2 separate regions of the Homo sapiens genome follow, and region 1 is linked to region 2. The links are chromatin loops, found by intact Hi-C in ENCODE. Cell type or tissue: heart right ventricle. All regions are shown on one strand. Each heading gives the region's core, and the rest is flanking DNA. Links, peaks and the distances in the headings are about the cores only.

Region 1 (12,443 bases), core at 1,757-9,756, 550 kb before region 2:
TTTTGAGATAGAGTCTCACTCTGTCACCCTGGCTGAGATGCAGTGGTATGATCACTGCAGCCTCTACCTCCTGGGCTCAAGCAATCCTCCTGCCTTATCCTCTGTAGTAGCTGTGAGTACAGGTGCACACCATCATACCTGGCTAATTTTTAAATTTGTGTAGAGACAGGGTCTCACTATGTTGCCTAGGCTGGTCTCAAGCTCCTGGGCTTAAGTGATCCTTTTGCTTCGGCCTCCCAAAGTGCTGGGATTATAGGTGTGAGCCACCAGGCCTGACCAACATATATATTTTCAAGGAGAAAGGAGTGCTAGGAAGAGTGTGAGATGGGTAGATACAAAGCAGGCATTCAAATACAAAGTATTTGAATTAAATTAAGTTTCTGTTTTATTGAGAAAAGTTATAAAACATTACAACTTTTGTGATGCAGTTTGTAATAGAGATGTTATTTATGGTCTTTCATACCCTTGCCCCCTTTAAAAATTGCCCACGCAGAGCTTCTGATGTCTAGGTGGCTATGTTTTATATCACACGACTCTCATGATGGGATACCTACCCAAATGTCAGCACTTACTAGGCTGTCTAGAGATTTATGAACTATATCAGAATCTCTCTCTTAGAAATCAAATAATAATAATGATGAAAGCCAATTAATAGCAGATATGAAAAAAACATGCAGAATGTGAATGAACCAGATTAGTGGTGAAGCTGTAGAGGAAAGAGTTGAAAAAGTCACAAACTCCTGCTCCTGAGATCTCTGAAGCCATCTTAAATAGAGAGCCAAGCCTGTCATGGTGGTGTGAGCCTGTAGTCCCAGCCACTTGGGAGGCTGAGGCAGGAGGATTGTTTGAGCCCAGGAATTCGAGGCCACAGTGTGCTATGATGGCACCATGAATAGCCACTGTATTTCAGCCTGGGCAACATAGCAAGACCCTGCCTCTAAAAAAATAAATAAATAAAGGAGCAGCCACGTTGCAGCTCCAATTTCAGTAGTCTGTTACCTTTCTTGCTCTTATTTCTCTATGTATGTCCCTGTCACCTGAGCTTCCTTGACTGGATCTCTGTTCGTTTTGCTTAAATAAACCTGAAGATACAAGATGATTATAAGGTAAAGTACCTATGATACAGATTTTGGACTATCTTAGTTACTACAACTCTATACATATTCCAGCAGTCATTTTTATAGTTTCCTCTTTTGTTTAATAATTGTTCAACATAATGAGATAGCCAGGTGGGAGAGGGTCCCTGGAAAAACTCCAACCAGCCTGCACACCAGGAGGAATGTGCATTGGGTGGAGACACGGAAGTTCACGCTGTTTGCAGAGGGGAGTAGTCTGGCCCCTCCTCTTCCTATCTGGAACCTGGAATTCAAATGACCAGGCGAGAAGTACTCTAGCAGGGACTCTGGCCTAGGGAGAGTCCCCGTTTCCCCTTTTCTTCTTTTTTCACCCAGTAAAACCCTGTCTTACTCACCATTCAAACTATCTGCAAGCCTGAATTTTTGTGGCCATGGAACAAAGAACCCTGTCATTAGCTAAACTAAGGAAAAGTCCTGCAACAATAAAATCACGAAGTCTGGAGTCTGTATTACTGGGCTAGGTGATAGAGATACAGAGATGAATCAGACAATCTGCCATCTAGAAGCATGTAGTTCAATTACACTTTTCTATATAGCGTGGTTGTTCATTACTGCAGATTGTCAGATCAGTGGTGACCAACTAGTTGCTAGGCAACTTGAAAGACAAGAATACAGAACGGATGCAGCTTCATTCTGTTATAAATTCTTCTTTGAAATGTTTGTCAAGAACTCTGAAGGATCTGGAATTTTCTCTACTTTAAAGCTAAGATGTTAGCCGGCCACAGTTTAATAGATGCTGGCGGAAGGCATGCAGCTTCTGGGTCAGAGACGAAAGACTTTGTTCCAGCAAGGCAAGGAACTAAAAGCTTTATATTTGCTTCAGGCCCCCTTTCCCCAAGTCCCTTGGGGAAAATGCAGAGCAATCCAAATGGATGTGTTGCAATTGAGAAACACCAACAAATGGAACCCAAAACTACAATGGGCTGGGAGCAAACCTGCTTGACATTTGCCCTGCAGGGAGCTATTATCTTGATTATAGTGGACAGTAACCTCTCCTCTGAAGGGAGACATTAACTCTCTCTTCCAAGGTTGCACACTATCATTATACAAACATCCTTGAACAGATATTTCAGAACGAAGGTCATCAGTGTCTCTGCTTGCAAAACATGCAGAAATGCCAAACATCCATGAATTGTGTTCCAACAATGTTCTTTATCTGGGTACTTTTTAAGACTATTCAAAATTGTGACTCTTATTTCTACTTTAAGATGGTCCTGTATTCCTCCATTTTTGCCATGTCCTGTTTACTAGGTATATTAGTTGAAACTGTTTTTGTTTTATATAACAGAAATTAACTTTCTCTAACTTAAGCAAAAAGGAAAGTTAGTAGAAGGATACTGGATTATTTCATAATTGAAAGAACAACCAAAAATCTAGTACTGTTTTGTGACCTCATCTGCAAAAGTTCACAGTCGTCTGTAGAGTGCTGTCATTGTCATGCCTCCATTATTCCTTGCCATTCTCCACTACAACTTTTAAATTTTCAAAAGAGAGGAGTTGAGTGGCTCAGCTTGGCTAAGGCTCTTCCTCTAGCTTTTCAGTTATGCCCAGAGGGGAAGGGCCATAAAAGCACCTAGTAAATCTTGGCTGCTCCCATAGAAAGAGAGATGATTTCTTTGGAACTTTGGCATCCTTCCCGATTGCTTTCTATTATATCTGGATTCATTTTTATTGATATTCCATTGCTCATTAGAGAAATGCAGTTATTGTTTTCAGCATTATTTCATTTCGCTTTTTAAATTAATTCAGTACAGTTTTGCTTTGTGTGTCATTTTCTTAGCCATCTTTTACCATTTTTCCATTTTTTAGAGTCATCTTTTGAAGTGATCTGAGCTAATTGAGTAATTCAAGAGTTTTTGGTAAATATAAGTCATCTCTGGTGATTGAAGATAGATAGGACTATATGTCTTTCCTTGTCAATCTTGCTACCAAGTAGTATGTCACAAGTAGAACAAGATTTAGCCTAAGTTTCATTATGTTAAATATTTATTAGTTCTCCATATATCTTCAAGACCATATTTCAACTATGAAAAATTATTATTGACATCTTTTATGCTAATTAACACACCTTCTGGTGTAGATTTTAATAATGATATTTGAAATGCCAGAATAGCCAATTCTAAAGCTATGGATTTTCCTAATTAGGATATGTCCAAGATTACTCAATCAGCCCTGGAGTGTGGATTAATGTTACTTTATAGCCCTCATGCACATATATACATAAAACCTCCTGTGGAAGTATTTTTGAAATAAATTACCTGACAGACAATATAATAGGTCAGATTTTAGGCATTTAGTCATGTACTCATGCTAATTTCCACACTCCTTTGTAATTAACATTCTTCCTGACTGGATTAATTGGGTTTGCAATAAGTAATCACATTTGTAATATTGTAACTGTTCCCAAATTAATTGCTCACATGTTCAATGAGCCATTACATGTTCTTTTTAAAACAGCTTAAAGAGCCCACTATTTGAAAGCTGTAGTCCTAAACATTTTGGGGAGAGGGATACAGAATCACCTAAAAATATGATGATGTTAATAAACCAGTGGTTCTCAAACTCTGAGAGTACATGGGAACCACCTTGGTGTACTAATTAAATATAGAAATATCTTGGGTCCACCCCTAGCAATTCTGGTTTGGTAAATATTGTGTGGGATCTGGAAAAACTTAGAGAAGTACAATATACTTTGTCTTCCTAGAAAAAGGCACATAGGCACAGACTTCCAACTTTGCCATTGACTTTAAGGGAGGGTTTCAGAACCTTGTGGCTTTAGTCTCATACAGTTTTCCTCAAGACTTCCTGCAAATTGCAATCACCGAGGGAGTTTTAAATAATATTTCAGACCAATTAGATAAAAATAACGAGTGGTAAAGGTTGACTAAACAGTCTGCATGATTTTCTTCCCAACCCAGAATGCAGACTAGAGATTTTTTCCCAATGTATCAATCTATTTTACTGAATTAGACTTACTTGGCAGATACCTCACAAAAGTGATAATAAAAAGACCAATAACCCTATACATCCTACAAAATACGCAGTTTAATTTGTGTATTGGTGAGAAGGCACATCATTTTTGTCATTGATTTGTCTTTCTCTTTTCAATGGTTCAAAAGATTTAGTGGACTTTGTTCTGTTTTTGATACATAGCCCTCCCAAGTTTGAGAGAAGGAAAGCAAAGCTCTTTTTATAATTTATGGTGTCAAGGTGACCATTTATTGTGATATTTTAGTGGAAGAAAGTCTAAGAAAACATGTGGAGGTTAAAACTGACCATAAATTCACTATATTTTTAAAAGCATTCCCAGTTGTAAATAAAAGTATGTATTTGTTGTGAATAACTCAGAGAAATTGTTAAATGGGCAATTTTCTAGATGCTATCTGAGAACGGTTTTTTTTTAAAATTATTTTCATTAGGAACAAACCTTATCATGATGAACAAAGTAGCAGTTGGAAACTCTAGTTATATTGATAAACTTTTAGAAATGATTTCAAACTTCTGTATTATAAGGGAAAGTAGATCTATAATCAGTGTTAAAAAAACCATTTTGAAAATATCTATAATCAAAGCTGCTTCTATGTTTCTTTGAAGTGGATCCACTTATAATATGACTCATAAACACTCAAAGCACTGGCAGTAATAGGTGATTTAATATGTTTAAAGCCCTTTAGTAAATTCATGTAGGGCAAGAAATTTCTCTGAGGACATTAATAATTGTGATTATTTCTTATGCTGATAAACTCTTGAGTTAGAATTTTTACAGCCGGCCACACGGTTTTAGAAAATCAAGTAAAAATTAAGTGTCAGAGGTTTGGCAAATTTAACATGTATGAGTTATAGTCCATTTGTGTTGAAGAACTGGCTTCCAAGTAAGCAAAGTAGCCATTTTTAAGCTTAGAAACCTTCTTTTTTTTTTTTTTTTTCAAAATTGGACACACTTCTAAAGGCATAAGGCAGAGACCAGCTAAATATTAAATGCAAATTTGTTCCTTTTGTCAGCAATTTTATTTTATGACTGTGAAGGTGGAATTGTGGGTTTACTTTTGCAAAAAATTGGAGAGATTTTTATGCTTTTAATAAAAACTGGATGATTTTCTATTGGGTTGTGGAGAAGGACTCACCAAATTATGAGTATTTGAGACTTTGCTGGAAGCTATCTGTGGTAAGGGAAATTGCAGTATAATTGAATTGTAGATGCGCTATCATTTTAGGCCACTGTTGTTAGAGAAGATAGTACTTGTGAAAAGGTGGTTACTTTTCTTGGTGATGGAATTAAAGGCTTTTAGGGAGGATTCAGGCTCGAGGGGATAATGATAGTGATGGTTCTAATGCTCCCGAGTGCTTACGTCCTGCCAACCTTGCAAGCTGCTATGCATTCATATCTCTGAACCTTACAGTCCCGTGCATAGTGTTATTATCATCCCCATTTAATAGATTAGGAAATGGTGGACAGCATACAAATCCAAATAGCTCTGGATTCCTAAACACTGGTTCTTTTCTATCACACCCTCTTGTCTCTGTTCCATATAATCCACTCACCCTTTACTTAAATCCTCAAAGGTGCTCACTTTATCTCGGGGCAATATTTGTAGCATCGGACAGCTCTACTCATCCAAAAGTTCATTCTTTGAGATTATGTTTGTTTCTTTGTGGCTTCCACTTATTGGCTCCATGGGAGAAATATTAAAGATAGATCAGAGAGGGAAAGTAAAATAGGGAGTACTGAGAACATGAAGGTAGACCCCTGTGGAAGTTGAGGAGAAGGCTGTGTGTCTGGAGTTAACAGGATATAAGCACAGGAAGCTGTTCTATTTTCTCCCCTTAAATTGGAATTTTCATTCTCCAATGGTATGCCCGCGGCACTGTTAAAGGACTGAGGTGTTCTGTTATCCAGCCAGCAGGGGGAGCATTGAACTCGAATTGACATATTGTAGCGATAGAAAGGTCCATCCACTTGGCACTAGGTGTTCTTACTCTGCCTAGCATTAATAGATTCCATTTTAAAGATGTTGTTTAAGTTTTATTTCATCATTATTGTTGTTAATTAAGCCATTGGACACCAAGAGCAATACTACACTACAAAAATATGTTCACTTTGATAGTAAAAATGCATTGTGTGCTTTGCTTAAAAATGTCTTTAAATTTACGGTGAATCTCAATTTTAAGGATACCTTTCTAGATTCCAGTAAGATTGTTAATTTTGGCCAGAATTAATCCTATGTCTGGAGCTCAGAATAATAGGTTTGCTTTGGAGCAATCAGATGAAAAGATTTGGTTCTATTAGGTGATTTGAGGATCCCTGGAAAACAATTACAGTATTGTCCTCAAGACATTTTACAGTGCCAGAAATTGCAATAATTTTTAGGTTAAACTCTATCACTTTTCAAAATTAAAAAAACTAATACAAGCACATTTTACCTAAAAGGCATAGCTCAATTAATTGTCCCCCATTACTGAGTTTGTTTGCTCTTCTTTAAAAAGATTCTGAAGATTGGTGTATTTTTATGTTACAAAGTACAGGTCATAAGGTATATGTCAAGCCTAGTTAAAGCGTAGGACAGAGGACTCATACCAGAAAAGTGGAAGAATAAAAGACAAACCATTATTTACATTTGGACTGGTGCTGGTTGGTTCTCTCAGGTCTTAGGGTAGGAGAAGCAGCATGTTCTGAGTAAGACACCTAAGATGAGATATGAAAGTCATAGTTCAAGCCGGGTGCAGTGGCTCACACCTGTAATCCCAGCACTTTGGGAGGCCGAGAAGGGCGGATTACCTGAGGTCAGGAGTTCGAGACCAGCCTGACCAACGTGGCACAACCTGTCTCTACTAAAAATATCAGATTAGCTGGGCATGGTGGTGCATGCCTGTAATCCCAGCTACTAGGGAGGATGAGGTAGTAGAGTAGGTTGAACCTGGGAGTTCAAGCTGTAGTGATCCAAGATCGCACCACTGCACTCCAGCCTGTGCAACAAGAGTATAACTTCATCAAAAAAAAAAAAAAAAAAAAAAAAAAAAAGAGAAAGTCATAGTTCAGAAAAGTCCAGGGTTTAGCGATGTGGATAATACTTCTTTTGTGCAGTGGCTTATAAAGTCTAATTGGGACATGGACCCCTAGGAATATCAGATGAAATTTGTGGACTTTTCTTCCAAGAAAAATGCACATACCCACAAAGTGTATTTAACATGTGATTTCAGGAGTTCATTGATGCTCCTCCTCCCCTGAAGACCATCCTTGTTTAGTGCAATACTCTCTAAAATGGAAGGGGGTGGTGCATGCATCCCAGGGGCGTGCAGAATGATCCACTGGACTATGGACCCTTCTATGTGTATTTATTTTCTGTCTTTACAGATTTTTTTTCTGTAGAGGTTTTATATTGCATATACTAGCACCATAATATATACATAACATTTATATATAAGTAAGTAAATTTGTTGTAAGAACTCAAATTTTTACTGATAAGGAGGCATAACTCAAAATTGATACACTACCACTTTAGAGAGTGGTGCTAATTAAGTGTAAATTCTACACTCTCTTCTTCCTAAATTAGAGGGCCAGTGATCAGAAAATAAATCAAGAGGCTACCACCAGTGGCCAGGAAATTTTGGACCTAGTGATGACAAGTCTATTGTGCATACTTTACTCAGCACTTTCACACATGCCTGTTTTGGTACCCCCAGCAGTTCTGTGAGATGATATGTGTGGTAATGGCAATCTCTAAGAGCAGGCATGTTAACTAAAGCAGGCATGTTAACTAAATTCTCAAAAAACTTAAGAGACTTTCCCAAGGGCCCTGGGCTAGTCAATGGCAGAGCTGATACTCATAGCCTTGGCTGCTGACCACAAATTATGTGCTCATTTCACTGAAGAGCAGGGATAAGTCGCTCATTATGGGTTGTCTATGGCCCCATTGTTGGACTTACTAGTGCTCCCTAAGGATATGGAGTTGTCGAATCCCTGGCTGATCCAGGCACAAGGATAGAAAACATATTTTAGCTACTTGATCAGAGGGTTAGGAAGCTGAGCTAACAATTCAGCACTAGCTCTCTCCTGTTGGTACTGTAATACCAACATATTTCAAAATAGATAGAGGACTCTGGAAGGGTTTAGATACATCTATGTACAAAAAAGATTTACAATGGGTTATTAAATGGGAGTTCTGAGGCTGGCTTCACAAGAAGTGCCAACTGCTCTTTCTCCCAAATTTCCCCTGGTGCCACTGTCAAAGGCAAAGTACTCATCTAGATGGATTTTTGTTCTGACCCAGAATGACATTTCCAACTTTTCTTATATATAATCCAATTTCTGAACTTCCTTTACAGTGATATTAAGTGGAATAGCATAAAAAAGTCTTTTGGCATTAAAGATAATAAATGTATTCAGCATTGCTCAGGTATCTTTGCTCTTTGCCAATGCATTAGCTGTATTGATTTTAGAATTTTAAATGACCCTTTTTACTAGACTTGATTAATGTCCCCTCCCTAGATCTTGGCTACCTGCTTCTTCTCTCTTTCATGTGCAATTTTCTTCCCTTTCACACTCCTACAAGTTAGAGGTGGCTGACCTTCACTCCACCAAGGGTCAAGAAATGTTGTGAGGAGTATGCTTTGGGCCTGGTGATCAGCCTCTAAAGAGTGGGCTCGTCATGGAAGGGCCAAGTCTTCAGTCTATTGCTCTATGTCCACATTTGAGTCTAGGCCCTGGGAACACTCACAGTGGACCTCCTGGCTTGGTAAGTACCAGGCTGTTTTAATATGTGACTTCCAGAGAAGAAGGATTGAGCCAGAGAGCTTGAAGGTGAAATGAGATCTCTATCAAGAGAGGCCAGTTCAATCCAAATATCAGTTACTGTGTGAGACAAAGGTTAATTTCCCGAGACTCCCTCTAATTAATTAATAGTGTCTTCTGTTATCCTCAGAGGATATGTAATTTAAAATTCTGTTCACACATTATTTTATTCTGCCTCTGGAACCGCACTATAAGCTCCCTGAGCTCCCTGAAGATGCTGTGGCCTGGTAGAGCTTTGTACACCCTCCCAAGCTTCTCTCAGGATGGCTGGTCCATGGTGGATGATGACCCTTAGGCCAGGCTTGTCCTTCTCTTCAGGAAACAGGTGGGTGGGAGGTTGACCACTCCTTCCCTGGAGATGGCTACTCCTGAACCAGATTCTTTTCACTTTTGACTGCTTCTTTCATAATATTTTAAGAGTAAATTTGTTGTAAATAATAATGTAATATAGCTACATTGTTGCAAATTTGAAAATTTTAGGCCTAAAAATCATCCTTAAACTTCTATACAAATGTGCCTACTCTCAGCATTTTTTTACATGTATATTTAAAATATCTAATTATAATGACAGTGTTCTTGAATATTAGATTTTCAAGATTGAAAATTCTATTCTAAGAAGTTTTTCTTTTGTTAAATCATCCTTATAAATGTTATTGGGATACCAAAATTTATTTCACTATTCATCCTATCGTTATCTATTAGATATACTGTAATTTGTTTCCTCATTGTTTACTGGATATACCATAATTTGTTTCCTCATTGTAATCCATTAGGTGTACCATTATTTATTTGACTATTTTCAGTTGTCTCACACTGATGATGATTAAGTGATTATTAAGTGAGCATTGGCTTAGGAAATCTGCTAATTCAGATTCAGTTTGACAAAGGTCATTATTATTATTTAGCATGGCTTTTGCCTCTAGCAGGTACTCAATAAATGCGTTTTATTTTTTTTTGCTATAAGTCTGAGGGTATAGTTCATATTTGATCCAGAGATTTCTGTTTTATCATGTAAGTTTGCATGGTCATTTTAATTACTAATTTATAGAGAGTACCAGCATTCGGATCCCAGGAGTTATCTTTATATATGGTTTGGTCAGATATATATATTCCTTCTTGTCAGACACAGAATATTAGAGCTACAAAGGACTATGGCAGTAACCTCATCAGGTGGTCCTTCAATTGGTGCACATCTGAATTTCACAGGATGCGTAAGAATAGCAATTTCTTACTAAATCTGAATTTGGCAGATGAGGACCAGGAATCTGCATTTTGATTAGGAGACCTTGCTAACTTTTTAAGGTTAATATTACATTTTTACCATGTTCAGTCTTTTGCCTTTAAAACTAATTGAATCTTGAGATGACTTATAACACAAGGCAAATATTACAATCACAATTATGTTCTGCAACAGGAAATAAGCTCTAAATGAATCTTAACATTTTACTTGACACATTACTATGTTTAAGTGTATTAAAGATGTTATTGAAAGGTGCAGGGGAGGAAAATGAACTTGATTTGGCAGGTAGGTGTTCGTGGTACTATTATCCACAACTGTCTATCCTGATTGACAGCACACACATTACCTCTTAACAGGCATTGTATTCAGTTGCCTCAGATTTAAGTGTATGGCATTTTTACTGAATATTTGAAACTGTTTTAGTTAATAGTATTAATTGCTCATAGACCAACTTTCAGCCACTGTTATAAAGTGCTTAATATATAATAAACCAAGTTTCTATAGACCTTTGGTTATAGTAAAATTAGGTCAAAAATGCCATGTTGCTTAAATATTACATATTTTGAGTAGGGCAAATGCTTAATAGTGCTGAAAAGGAATTTTTTCATATTATAGCTATGGAAACTGAAATGCAGAGGCTCAGAGTTTCAAGGTCACTCAGCCACAAGGAACAGAGCCAGAACTGGAGTTCAGCTCTCCTGGGTCCTCGTTCTCTGCTCTTTCTACCACACCAAACTGCCCTTTTTGCATAATTTCTATCTAATCAGAGGCACTTGGTCTAATGGCTGGTAGAGATGCATATTTATATTGCAAAGAGCATTGAAGCAAGGAATTTTACTCAATATGTTCTTTTGGAAAACCAAACATGCTTTATTTCATTTTTTTCACAATTTATTTAAACATCTCACATATACAAAATAGGTACAATTTAATTTTTCTGCTTGCCCAAGAAACAAAGCTTCTGTGGAACCATGGAAGAAGATGAAAATGAGACTGGCAAAGAACAAATGCTGAATCTGAAGAAGATTTGGGCAAATAATCTGCATACTTTTAATTGGGAATAAGATGGAAAATATGAATGCTAAATCAAATTTTTTAAAAAATACACCACACGATACAACTCAATACAGGAGTATTTCTTCTCAAATTCTTCTAGCACCATCAACATTCTTCAAGTATCTGAAATACTATTAATTAGCACCTTTGTATTATGAACAAAACAAAACAAGGACCTCAGTTCATCTCTGTCTAGGTCAGCACCTAACAATGTGGATCACACTCATGGGAAAGTGTTTTGAGGTAGTTTAAACCTTTGGAAGTTTGGGTTTTAAACTTCCCTCTGTGGAAGATATTCAAAAGCCACAAGTGGTGCAAATGTTTATGGTTTTTATTTTTCAATTTTTATTTTGGTTTTCTTACAAAGGTTGACATTTTCCATAACAGGTGTAAGAGTGTTGAAAAAAAAATTCAAATTTTTGGGGGAGCGGGGGAAGGAGTTAATGAAACTGTATTGCACAATGCTCTGATCAATCCTTCTTTTTCTCTTTTGCCCACAATTTAAGCAAGTAGATGTGCAGAAGAAATGGAAGGATTCAGCTTTCAGTTAAAAAAGAAGAAGAAGAAATGGCAAAGAGAAAGTTTTTTCAAATTTCTTTCTTTTTTAATTTAGATTGAGTTCATTTATTTGAAACAGACTGGGCCAATGTCCACAAAGAATTCCTGGTCAGCACCACCGATGTCCAAAGGTGCAATATCAAGGAAGGGCAGGCGTGATGGCTTATTTGTTTTGTATTCAATGATTGTCTTTCCCCATTCATTTGTCTTTTTCTGTTTAAAGAGAAGAAAATAGATACACAAAGCATCACTATTTCTGAATCTGATAATATCTGAACCTTTGATTTAATAAGAACCACTGTTTGGCATGTGTCATTCTGAAGATGTCTGTCCCAGATAAATAAGTTCATCCTTGAAATAACAGTATCAAGGGTGTCTTTAGTGGGAGGGGCTCCCTATCAGTCTAACAAAAAACAAACAAACAAACAAACCAAAAAAACCAACAACATTTCAACACACATTCCAAGTGACCTATCTCTACAAAGTCATTTTTAGGATTGTTGTGTGTATGTCCCTCTATGTGTGTCTTTGGGAGCGGGACCTGGGTGGGTATGTAGTCTTGCTGTTAGTGAATTTTAATTTTTCTTATATTTATAGCATATTGTAGAAAAAGCATTAAAAGTTAAATGTAGGCCATACTAATAAGTAAAATAAAATACACATA
Region 2 (12,443 bases), core at 2,590-10,589:
AATGTATAACTAACACGAGATTTTGGCCACTTTATAAAAAGACAATATATTTGAAAGAAAATGTGTCTTTACATTTGAAAGGTCAAGGTCCATTACTTTCTGCTAAATATAACCGTGAAAATGAGGACTTTAGTGATTAAATTTCTCAATCCTCTAATCTGATTATCAGTTTTGGCAGCTGTTCTTCTTAGAGCATTATGGCAATGTATTTAAATTGTAGCTATCTGTTTGCCCTATGAATGAATTATGAACTTTATGTTTGCATAGAAAAGAAAACTGATACAGCGTTGTCCAGGTACTGAACCAGGGTCATGAAAGTATATATAATAAGCTTGACTTTGGCCTCTGTTAATGTGGAAAAAAAGACTGTGTATACAGTCAGTGAGACCAGGGGATCAGGATTTAGACTGCCTGTGCTAACTGAATAGCTTTGGGAAAGTCATATATCTATCAAAAGTTTCAGCTTTCTCATTGCAGAGTAGGGAGAGTAACATATCTCCCTCAAGTCGTTATTGTGCGGGATTTAATGAGCTAATAAATTCAAGGCATAATGCAAACTTTCACTGTTATGTCCACTAGTATTGTGATTGCCAAGGAGATTTCCACATGATATACAGGGATTAGGGGAACATTCCTCTTCCTTTCTCCACTCTTGATGTGCCAGAGGCTTAGTAACCAAGGCTAGAATTTTGGCTAGGTGGTGAGGCAGCACTGAGTTGGGAGGTCTCGGATAAAAATCATCTAAAATTTGCCATAATCTTCTGGATGCCATACACAGTTAAAGATGTAGCAATCTGAGTGAGAGAAAAGATGGTCTGCATCGCAAGTAGACATAATGACACTTGAGGGAATGTACATCCAGGAAGTAGAGAAAAGTGGTTTCTGAGATTCTGCTCCTCTAGCAGAAGGCAATACTTTGTTACAACCACAGCACCTAAAATAGCCAACCAAAACAAATAGATGAAGGAATGAGTCTCTGTATTGCATAGGCCTAGAAGATATAGTGTCAGGTATGTTTGCATAGAGTGGATTTTATTTGGAATTGAGCTTTGCCTACCTTTTATTTACTTCCTCCTCTATAATCCTATACAACCTAGTACATATTTTTGATGTTGTACTAAGAACATTGTAATGTAACTGGGTTATACAGTGTTCATTCATCTACCCTATTATGTTATGAGGTCCCTCATATTTGTATCCCAAATGTCTAGCATAAAGTTTGTCACACTTCAAACATTTAATCAGCTCCCTTTAAAGTAGATTAATGAAGGAATGAACACAGTAAGAGATACGTTATATACCCTCATTATCTCTTTCTTTCTAGGGGGAAGGGGATTCATAAAATTAGGCACAGAGGATACCCCATCCTTTCATGTGGCTTCATCTTATTATATAGCACTCTCAAATGCACTCTGTGCCTGACAGAGGGTGCATTAGAATAAATGTTTCTTACATGGCCCAGCTGGTTAGAAAAATACCTAGTTGGTGAAGGAGTTGCTTAAACTTTAGCAAAACCCTCATGACCATTTACTGCTCAGAAGAGATTAACTATCTTTCTTAGCAGATGTGTAAACTCATTAGTGCCAGCTGGACTCATTTCAAGTTTTATTTTGGCAGGGCTTAAACTAAGAGGCAGCAAAAACTGTCTTTGTTTATTAAGGAGTTATCAGTGTAACTCCTTAAATACCTATGTTACATAATATGTATCCCCAAATCACTGGGCTCAATTAATTCTCATCATTCACTCATAAGCCAGACATGCTACCTCTCTCTAAGGTGTCTGAGAGAGAGGAAGACCATCTGCCACAGTCCATTTCTTAAATTCTTGGTTCACCTACCGAGACGGCAGGGCTCTCAGAGGATACAGTATCATACTCAAGGCATGGGAGGGGCTAAACAGGTCAAAATCAACTTCATTTGTTGTGGGGTCCAGGGGTGTGGTGGTGAGAAAGATCAGAGGCAGCAATCTGACACATGCAGAGGCGCTCCTGGACTCACTGCAGCTTTTGCATTTTTAAATTCTGGTATTTCATATTCTGCTTTAAGGTCTTGGTATGGTAGAAAGAACTTAGGTCTAGGTGTGATAGAAAGAATATAGGACTAAGAATCCAGAACTGTGGATTCTAGTCTCAGGTCTGCCAACAACCATGGCAGGTAAACATGACCAGATGCTTAACCTTTCTAGATCTCAGTTCACACTTGTGTAAAGTGAACATACTTATAGTTCCATTCAGCATTCAAATTACAACTCCATGCCTTATTTTTACAGAACTCCAGACTATTTTGAGCCTTTGTCTTTAGCCACAGACAATTTAACTGTCAATTGGTGTAGCAATGACAAATCAATCTGGATGACTGTTTTTCCCAGTTATCTCTAGCCTTGCACTTCCTGTTGACTTTGGACAAAGGAATTACTTTCCTCAGCCTTGAGGCAGCATTTTGGGCTAGACACTGGATTAAGGAGATAGAAGTGCTATGACATCCCTTTGGAGGCTGATTGTGGTGGTCATGTTGCTCCTTCCAAAATATTCTAAATGTAAATTCAGTAACGTCAAAGTAGTCTCCAGGAAATTCAGATTACCCTTATATTGGAAGATGTCTTTTTCATGGATATAAAAATACTCAATTATTTATGCAATTAAGAGGAATACTTTTTTTGTAATAACCTGGGTTAGTAATCTCAAACTTCTGCCAATTCCACTTCTTTAATTCTCCTTTCTCCATCTGTGGTCATAGAGGTTTTAAGGATGCACCCTGTTTGGCATAGAAAAGTAGAAGGAAACCAGCATTTCTAGAGCATCTCTCGGGACTGATTCCAACCTGCATCTACAGACCACACCACAGAAGGGTGAGAGGCCTGTTTTTGCCCCCCTCCCATTTCCACTACATGCCTTATACAGCAGCCCTGAGTGGGCTGAGGATTCTGCTCTGAAATCCCCTTGAAGCTCATTTCCCTAGAAGAGACTACCAGAAAGTGTGACAACTTCATGGGCAGAGAGGTGGTCTCTGAGCTTAGTTAAGAGAAGAGCTGACAGGAGCAAGGACATGGGCTTTAATTCTATAAGGCCATTTCATGTTGCTCTGTTTCCTGATGGGAGTTTGATGCTCCATCTCAAAATTGTGTGCCAAGGCTCTCAATGGGAAGTAGGATATGGGATGATCTGGATGAAGTTTGTGCCATTGTGTGAGGGGCTAAAACAATATCTTTGAATGCATAGGCATTTTCCATTTAATCCTCATAACACATCTGCGAGGTAGAGTTATTATGTCTATTAGAAAAGGAAACTGAGGCTCAGAGAGTTTTAAGTAACTTGTCCAATGTAGCAAGGAATAAAATCCAGGTATCCTCTGAATTCCAACTCTATTTTTCCATGGCACGATGCAATTTCCCAAAATGTCTGTCTTGATACAAAAGGGCTAATCTTTTTTTTTTTTTCTTTTTAGTCAGATTCAGAGTCTCACTCTGTCATCCAGGCTGGAGTGCTGTGGCACGACCATAGTTCACTGCAAATTCAAACTCCTGGGCTTAACCAATCCTTCCATCTCAACCTCCCATATAGCTGGGACTACAGGTGTACACAACCATGCCCAGCTAAGTTAAAATTTTTTTTTTTGTAAAGATGGAATCACACTATGTTGCCCAGGTTTGTCTCTGACTCCTGGCCTCAAGCGATCCTCCTGTCTCAGCCTCCCAAAGTGTTGGGATTACTAGCAGAAGCCATTGTGTCCAGTGGTTCATTTTTTTTTTTGTATGAGCGAAAGACAATCAAAAAGTGTCCAGCACCTGAGAACAAAGAGAAATGGCAGTAGTCAGTGCTCCATGAAAACTGAGTATCAGTCCTTGAATTTTATTTTAGTCTAAAGATATATTTAATTTTATTCAGAAGATAGATATAGGTAAGTTTGAAGTTGAGTCAACTTTTCTCCTGAATATGATTCTCGGTAAATGAGTGGTAAAATTCCCTCCCCTAATAATATTTTGAAGGAACTGGGAGGGTCTAATCTGACTTTACTCTGAATGTGTCATTCCAAAACTGGCTGTCTGTCTCAGTGGTTGGTGCATTAGAGCCAGCTCACACAGATTTTGGCCATGGGGAGCTCTGGCTCTTGGAGATCTTTTCCCACCTCGGCATTCAGTGATTCTGCAGTGGCAGCTTGAAATTGACCTTAGTGAGCACATTTACATCACAGAAATCAGTTAACTATACAAAGCATCCCCATCCCATTTATTTTTCCCTACTGGAGAGGTGATAATTAAACATTTATCCTTATAGTTTCAACTATCATTCTTAATCATAGACATCTGCTAATCAAAGCTGACAGCATTTCCAGATCAGGCTGGTTTTCCTAGGACTGTGACCTTGTAACATGACATCAGAATGACTGAAAACTGGCACAAGGATATAATGTGCAAAATACCTCAGATTATTAACCCACTTTGAGCAAGTGTGTCCTATACTTTTCAGGGCTTCCTGAAAACTTGAAAGAGAACTTCTGTAAACTACCCCCAGTATCCTCAGAAGTCAAGAATAATTATTTACTTGAGAATGTTGAATACAACAAGAGAAAAGGGGAAGGGAAGACAAGTATATTAAAATGTCTTCAAAAATATCTTTAATATTTTATGTAAAATTTCACTGTAGGTAATTGTTTGTATTAAAAAAAAAAGTGGATCACAAGCTAATATGTCAAAGGAACAGGGAACTTTAATGGATGCACTGACATTAGGAAATGTGTGGGAATACACTGATCTGGTCAAATCTTCAGAACTCCCCAAGGCTATCTCTCTGGGCTGCTATGGTTCTTCTCCAAAAACATAGATACATACAAAAACATAGCTTCATACATGCTTGGTTGGGGTGTAAAATGGTACAATCATCTTGAAAAAATCCTTTGGCAGTGTCTAACATTTCTAAGTATTTTATCCAAGAGTAATAAAAATTGCAGGTCCACACAAAGCAGCTTTTTTCATAAGAGCCCCCAAACAAACTAGAAACAACACAAATTCCAGTAATAAGACATTTGTGATATATTAGAATATTACTCAATGATTTAAAGGAACAGACTATTGATACACACAGCAACATATTTATACATTGTGGGATATTCATACGTTTTGGTAAATTCATACCTTGGACTACGCAGGAATTAAAAGAAACAGACTATTGATGCAGTGACCTGGGCGTATCTCAAAAACAGGAAGTGTGAGAAAGAAATACTACACAGTGAATACTTTATAATTCCGTTTATATGAAATTCAAGAATAGGCAAATCTAATCTATGGTAATCGAAATGAGAAGAGTGTTTGCCCCTGGCCTAAGGATGGAAGGATTGATTTAGGAAAAAGTCTGCAGGAGCTTTCTGGAGTGATGGAAATGTTCTAACTCTTTTTTTTTTCTTCTTCTTCTTCTTTTTCTTCGTTTCGAGACGGAGTTCCACTCTGCCGCCCAGACTGGAGTGCAGTGGCGCCATCTGGGCTCACTGCAGCCTCCGCCTCCTGGGTTCAAGCCATTCTCCTGCCTCAGCCTCCCGAGGGGCTGGGACTACAGGTGCCCGCCACCACGCCCGGCTAATTTTTTGTGTTTTTAATAGAGACGGGGTTTCGCCATGTTGGCCAGGCTAGTCTCGAACTCCTGATTTCAGGTGATCCACCCGCCTTGGCCTCCCAAAGTGCTGGGATTACAGGCGCGAGCTACCGCGCCCAGCCAAAATGTTCTAATTCTTTATTGGTGGCTACACAGTTGTCAAAATTTATCAAACTGTCCACCTACGATATATTATAAGCCTGTATTAAATGTAAATTAGAACTCGATTGAAATCTGTGTGTATAAATATAAATATACACTTATTTACATTTCTAATCTAATCTGAAGGTCCATTGCAACGAATCCCGCTCCGCTCTGACCCAAGAACTCCGCACTTTCTCTCCACCAGCCTTTCAAATACCTGAACTTCATGCCTTCAAGAGGTGGATTCCGGCTTCTTTACAGCGCAATCACTAGCAGGTCATTTCCGTCTAGCTTGCAGATTTCCCATTACTGACACAAACGCTCCCTCAGGGCGTCCCCGTCTGGACTACAGGAGAAAGTTTGGGAGGCAGGTTCAACTTTTCAACTTGGCGGGGAATTCCTCTCCCTCTTACACAGTTTGCAGCGCGGGGGCGGCGGGGTGACAGTCCCCGTGCATGAATCAGCCACCCCTCAGGCTCCGCCCCGGCGGGGGTCGGCCGGACGCTCGCCCCGCATAAAGCGGGCACCCGGGCCGCCTGGAGCAGAAAGCCGCGCACCTCCTCCCGCCAGGCGCTTTCTCGGACGCCTTGCCCAGCGGGCCGCCCGACCCCCTGCACCATGGACCCCGCTCGCCCCCTGGGGCTGTCGATTCTGCTGCTTTTCCTGACGGAGGCTGCACTGGGCGATGCTGCTCAGGAGCCAACAGGTATCTGGCCGCTCCAGGAGCTTCTCTCCCCAACCGGCGGAGAGGGCGCAGCGGGCCATGGGGCCCCGTGTAGGCGCCCTCCAAGCCTCGCTTTCTCCAGGTCCCTGCCGCGCGCTCCGCTGGCAGGGGGGACTCGCTCCCAAGTTTGCACTTTCTCTGCAGAGGCCCCTCCGCTCGGAAGGGGACAGAACTCCCCGGGATGTTCTTTCCTCCTAGGAGCTACGCCTGACCACTTTCCCTCTCTTTTGCTCTCCTTCTGCCCCTTCTTCAGGAAATAACGCGGAGATCTGTCTCCTGCCCCTAGACTACGGACCCTGCCGGGCCCTACTTCTCCGTTACTACTACGACAGGTACACGCAGAGCTGCCGCCAGTTCCTGTACGGGGGCTGCGAGGGCAACGCCAACAATTTCTACACCTGGGAGGCTTGCGACGATGCTTGCTGGAGGATAGAAAGTAAGTGCCCTGCGCGCACCCAGGACTCTCGCGCTCCTTGCGCCGGCGGCTGGTAGCAGCTTCGCCAGTTTCCCACGTCTCGCTTTCTACAGGAAGTTTTAGCCTGGGTTTTCTCAAGTGTTAAGCAAACCTCATGGTTTTCAGTTTCTTAAAAGTAATCACAAATTTACAACCACTAACACATTTCCTGTCTCCCAACTGACATTGATCATAATTCAGTGCCTGTGCGGACTCAGGGAAAGATTTGTTCCCTCACCATGGGGTATAATAAATGCAAGAGAATAACGTGTTAGGTACAACGTAAGTGCTTCTCTGTATTTTTCATTAATTCCAAACCTATGATTTTTATCTCTCCTGGAGTACATCATTTCCTTCTGTCGATTATCCATCAATCTGAAATATTTTTAGTGGATTTTATTATTGAAGTGTGACTTAGCTCATTATATAACTCTACTTTTGTCCCGATACCCAAACATGTGTTGGATTAGTTGCGGGACATGGTGGAGATTCATAATACTGTTATATTTTAATTTATTTTTAATTTTTAAATTATATCGGTTAAGGCCTGTAAGAGAACATGGGGCTTTTCCATTCAAGGAACTGAGCCAGGGGAAAATGCGTATTCATGTGAATAAGCTTTGATTCACTGCATATGTACAATCAGAGAACACCCAGAGAAAACAGAGAGTCTTTCTACTGAACTTGAAAGATACATCACAGCTGAGTCAGCTCTGAATACACTGTTAGAAAAAAAAAAAGTAAATATCTGGATTCATGGGAGTATTCTGGGTATTTACTATCCCAACACTAATACAACTTCTCTCCCCCCACAAAATGTTGCTGAAAATACAGTGATGGTTTAATAAGAAGGCTACTTTTGACTAACATTGTTCTATTACCCTCCTTTTCCTAGAAGTTCCCAAAGTTTGCCGGCTGCAAGTGAGTGTGGACGACCAGTGTGAGGGGTCCACAGAAAAGTATTTCTTTAATCTAAGTTCCATGACATGTGAAAAATTCTTTTCCGGTGGGTGTCACCGGAACCGGATTGAGAACAGGTTTCCAGATGAAGCTACTTGTATGGGCTTCTGCGCACCAAAGAAAAGTAAATACGATTTTTATGGTATTTCTATTTCACTTTTTTGAAAAGACATTTGGGTGGAAAAAACTCAATTTGATGCGAAATTAACATGTGCATTTTCATGATTTCACATTACTTGACAAGTTAGTGACTTGTCAAGTTCTTAGGACTGGAAAGTGACAAAGCCATGATTCAAATTTTTGCTTTCTGCCTCTTCTGATTTGTTGTTTTTGAGACGGACTCTCGCCCTGTTGCCCAGGCTGGAGTGCAGTGGCACAATCTCGGCTCTCTGCAACCTCTGCCTCCCGGGTTCAAGCGATTCTCCTGCCTCAGCCTCCTGAGTAGCTGGGACTACAGGCGCCCGCCACCATGCCCAGCTAATTTTTTTTTTTTTCTTCTTTCTCTTTCTCTTTCTTTCTCTCCTTCCTTCCTTTCTCTCCTTTCTTTTTCTCTTTCTTTCTTTCTTTCTCTTTCCTTCCTTCCTTCCTTCCTTCCTTCCTTCCTTCCTTCCTTCTTTCCTTCCTTCCTTCCTTCTTTCTTTCTTTTCTTTCTTTCTTTCTTTTTTCTTTCGACGGGGTGTCACCGTGTAAGCCAGGATGGTCTTGATCTCCTGACCTCATGATCTGCCCACCTCGGCCTCCCAAAATGCTGGGATTACAGGTGTAAGCCACCACGCCCAGCCCTGAATTGTTTCTTTAGAACTATTTCTCAGCTACTCAATTTATGCATAAAAGATTAAAGTATTCATTAATGAATGTTATGACCTCAGATTTGTACACAATAAGTTATACATGTGAGATAGTGGAATATATACAGAATTAAGATGGTGAAACTTGAAAATTTCTTTCTAAAGTTTTCGGTTAGATTTCTGTATTCTTCAGTAATTGCAAATTGCAGCACAAACATCTCCACACGTTTCTGTCCTATCCATTTGTTACCTCTCCCACCACCACCCCTGAATCCTTGAAATGATAGTCTCTTGAGTAGTATTTAATGTTTGCAGAGGGAGACAATACAGGCATTTCCCCCAGACACAGAGATTTTTGAAAAGTTCAACAAACAAGGAAAACTTGCTTTGGCAGAGAATTTGATAAAGCTTTATAGCTGTACTGTGTTGAATATGCAAAATCTTGAGTTAATGTGGTGATGGTTACTGTGGATGTTCTCTTGTTTGTGTACATATAAATGTTTGCTCCAGTGGTTACCTGGAAATTAGTATGCATATATTATTGATTAATAATGGAATGAGAGCTGTTAAAAACATTAAAGCAAAACTACCAACACGACAAAATTTACCAAATCATGCCACATATTGTCCTTGAAACTTACCCCATTTTTACCTAACCATATCTGGTATTTGGGTTTAACTTCTTTTTACATTTAAAGGATACAAAGATGTAGCTTCAGAAGAAATTCTATCCAGTTTACAAAAATTTAGAATTACCAAAATATAGCATGTAAGCTTACCTGCAATTTGAAGCACATCTTTTTAAAGGTTTAGTATGATATTTTGGATTCAGACTGAGGCTTCTATGGGATTAGATTTTCTTCAGTTACTTCAGTAATCACCATAATTTAAAAATTCTGGTATTATAACATTTCTAATTTTCTTCTCTTTTTTATAAAGTTCCATCATTTTGCTACAGTCCAAAAGATGAGGGACTGTGCTCTGCCAATGTGACTCGCTATTATTTTAATCCAAGATACAGAACCTGTGATGCTTTCACCTATACTGGCTGTGGAGGGAATGACAATAACTTTGTTAGCAGGGAGGATTGCAAACGTGCATGTGCAAAAGGTAGTGAATGTTTTCTTATTCCACCTTTAGATAAACTTTATAAATAACTTATCAGAAAAATTATATTTTTATTTATCCATTTTACTAATAGCAAATTGCTGTTTCTAGACTACTTCTACATAAGTATCTCCGTAGTGTTAATCAGTTTTGTCAAAATGCTTTTACTGGCTAGCTGCAGTAGACGGTAGCTGTATCTTCATATCTTAAAGGTAAAATATTATTAACTGAGTGTATAATGAGTTTTGACTTCACAGTCCTTAAAAATAAGATGAAGTGAGCTCAATAACCTTATCAGAAATAGTGATTTATAGTGAGCCTACAGACTGGAGATGTATGATTTTCATTGTCGTTTTATTGATTTTAGCTTTGAAAAAGAAAAAGAAGATGCCAAAGCTTCGCTTTGCCAGTAGAATCCGGAAAATTCGGAAGAAGCAATTTTAAACATTCTTAATATGTCATCTTGTTTGTCTTTATGGCTTATTTGCCTTTATGGTTGTATCTGAAGAATAATATGACAGCATGAGGAAACAAATCATTGGTGATTTATTCACCAGTTTTTATTAATACAAGTCACTTTTTAAAAAATTTGGATTTTTTTATATATAACTAGCTGCTATTCAAATGTGAGTCTACCATTTTTAATTTATGGTTCAACTGTTTGTGAGACTGAATTCTTGCAATGCATAAGATATAAAAGCAAATATGACTCACTCATTTCTTGGGGTCGTATTCCTGATTTCAGAAGAGGATCATAACTGAAACAACATAAGACAATATAATCATGTGCTTTTAACATATTTGAGAATAAAAAGGACTAGCAAATAAAACTCATTTTGCATTTAAAAGTTGGATTATATTTTAGTCCCAAGAAGACAAAGTCGCAGATTAACAACACTTTAAAAATATTACTCCCATTTTATTGTGTTAGATTGCAGTACAATGAATGAATAAGGGGATTTATTTAAAAGATCTTAACTTTCTTGACTGATTTAAAAAGCTAATCAATTTATTAAAGCCAGAAATGTTCTCCTCTGGGAAAGCAATTTCTATCTATTTATCTACCAATCCCCACTCACATGTATATGTTTGTGTTTACATAGAGATAGATGGTTTTAAGGGTTTTCCTATTGTTAAATTATTTCCTAAGACATTGTGGGTTGGAGACCACTAAACTTATAAAAAACCAAGGAAAGTAAAGTTTTTCAAATGTTTATACTGTTTAAGGTGTTTATTTATATAAACCATGCATGAGAAACCATGCATAAATTTAATAATTTAAATTTCACCAGTAAATTATCATTGATTAAATATGGTCATACCAATGAAATAGGTTTTTTCTTTCTCTGTAATAAAACAATTTTTCTAAATTCTTATGTTTTCATAGCAAGATTAACATATTTAATTACAAATTAAATATGCAAAATGACAAATGCGTTTACCTTTTGCTTGAACAATCTTTCATTTAAAAATTTATCCCAGTTATTTTGACAAATAGGTATATGCCTGAGAACTTTGAATGATGCTGAAAGCTAGAAGCAAACCAGGTACTCTTCAGTCAGGGACTGGTTGAAGATTTTATGGATGAGGAGTTAGCAAAATATCTATATATGCATATCTTCTGACTCCCAGGATACATAAGAAACACAGGGCCTAGAACAGTATGAATAAACACACATATACACAAACATCACAGAAGATACTAAAGATATTAAAAATGTTTACCTATAGAGGTTTGGAGAGAACAGAGGGGTGGACAGTTGTGGAGATAATATTTGTGTAAATATAACTGTGATATAGTTTTTATCTTGGACCATGTAAATATTTGACATAATTAATAATCAAAATTAAATAAAAAAGAAAAAGCATTTCTTTAAGCATTCAAACCCAACTGAATACCAAATAGTGGCAAAACTACACAAAAGATATATACTTATTTTCAATGACTTCACAAATTAATATGAGAATGTCTTTTGGGGAATATAAAGGTGAAAAAATTCTGAAGAAATCTCAAAATGCATTTTTAAATTTGTTATTACTTTTTATTTGAATAGTTTTGGAGTTACAAGTGGTTTTTTATTACATGGATGAATTATATTGCAGTGAATTCTGAGATTTTAGTGCACTGTGAAAATGCATTTAGTAGTCTCATTGTTAATGGTAATACTGGTGTTATTTTGAACCTATTGTATCTAGAATACTATGTTGTAAGAAAACAAGTAGTTACATTTCTTTAGAAGTCAGGATTTTCAGTGTTAAGAGAAAATGAGATACAAGTATACAATGAAAGAAATTAAGTAAAAATCTTTGACTTAAATTGGAATTAGAAATATTCATATAAATTAATAACTGATTTTCTCTATCAAAAAATCTGTATTTCCCACTTTTCCATTGAAAAGTCCTTGAAGTAATGACAACTCAGTAGCAGTAGTTACAATGAACATCAAGACTGTGGTCTCTCCATACTATTACTCACTGGTTCCTAAGAACCAGTGCTCTTAGGAGAATAGCTGAATCCAGGTCTGGGGCAGGAAATATGTAAAATAAACTTGGGCCATCTTACTCCAGAAATCAAGGAAGCTATCAAAGACTAATGAATCATGTCACAAAAACGGGAGCAATATTAAGGAGCTCCCACTAACCTAAAATGAGACAATATGGCCATCAAAACAAATAATGAC

Evidence for each region. Peaks named below come from ENCODE experiments on the same cell type or tissue, not always from the same donor. Only the 100,000 strongest peaks of a DNase experiment are listed, where the experiment ranks them.
Region 1: it touches region 2 in a loop (4-fold over the local background); 5 of 110 quality-filtered maps call a loop at or near these places.

Annotation. Positions count from the first base shown.
Region 1 is chr7:94,429,796-94,442,238 of GRCh38, reverse strand. It overlaps COL1A2 (collagen type I alpha 2 chain), which reads right to left. Exons shown (of 52, transcript NM_000089.4): 52 at 11,012-11,992. The coding sequence ends at 11,846. Among named protein-coding and RNA genes, the nearest start is that of COL1A2, 41 kb to the right of the region's middle. RefSeq lists a silencer at 6,014-6,063. In heart right ventricle, for the core only: a CTCF peak has its summit at 6,034 (motif pointing right); a DNase peak (open chromatin) is centred at 6,038; H3K27me3 peaks cover 793 bases.
Region 2 is chr7:93,884,583-93,897,025 of GRCh38, reverse strand. TFPI2 (tissue factor pathway inhibitor 2) reads left to right here and starts at 6,273. Exons shown (of 5, transcript NM_006528.4): 1 at 6,273-6,435; 2 at 6,707-6,889; 3 at 7,803-7,991; 4 at 9,595-9,765; 5 at 10,130-11,630. The coding sequence starts at 6,348. The coding sequence ends at 10,206. It overlaps TFPI2-DT (TFPI2 divergent transcript), which reads right to left and starts at 6,132. Exons shown (of 2, transcript NR_134235.1): 1 at 5,947-6,132; 2 at 3,438-3,784. In heart right ventricle, for the core only: a CTCF peak has its summit at 6,085; a DNase peak (open chromatin) is centred at 6,830; H3K4me3 peaks cover 1,985 bases; H3K27ac peaks cover 1,402 bases; H3K27me3 peaks cover 2,152 bases.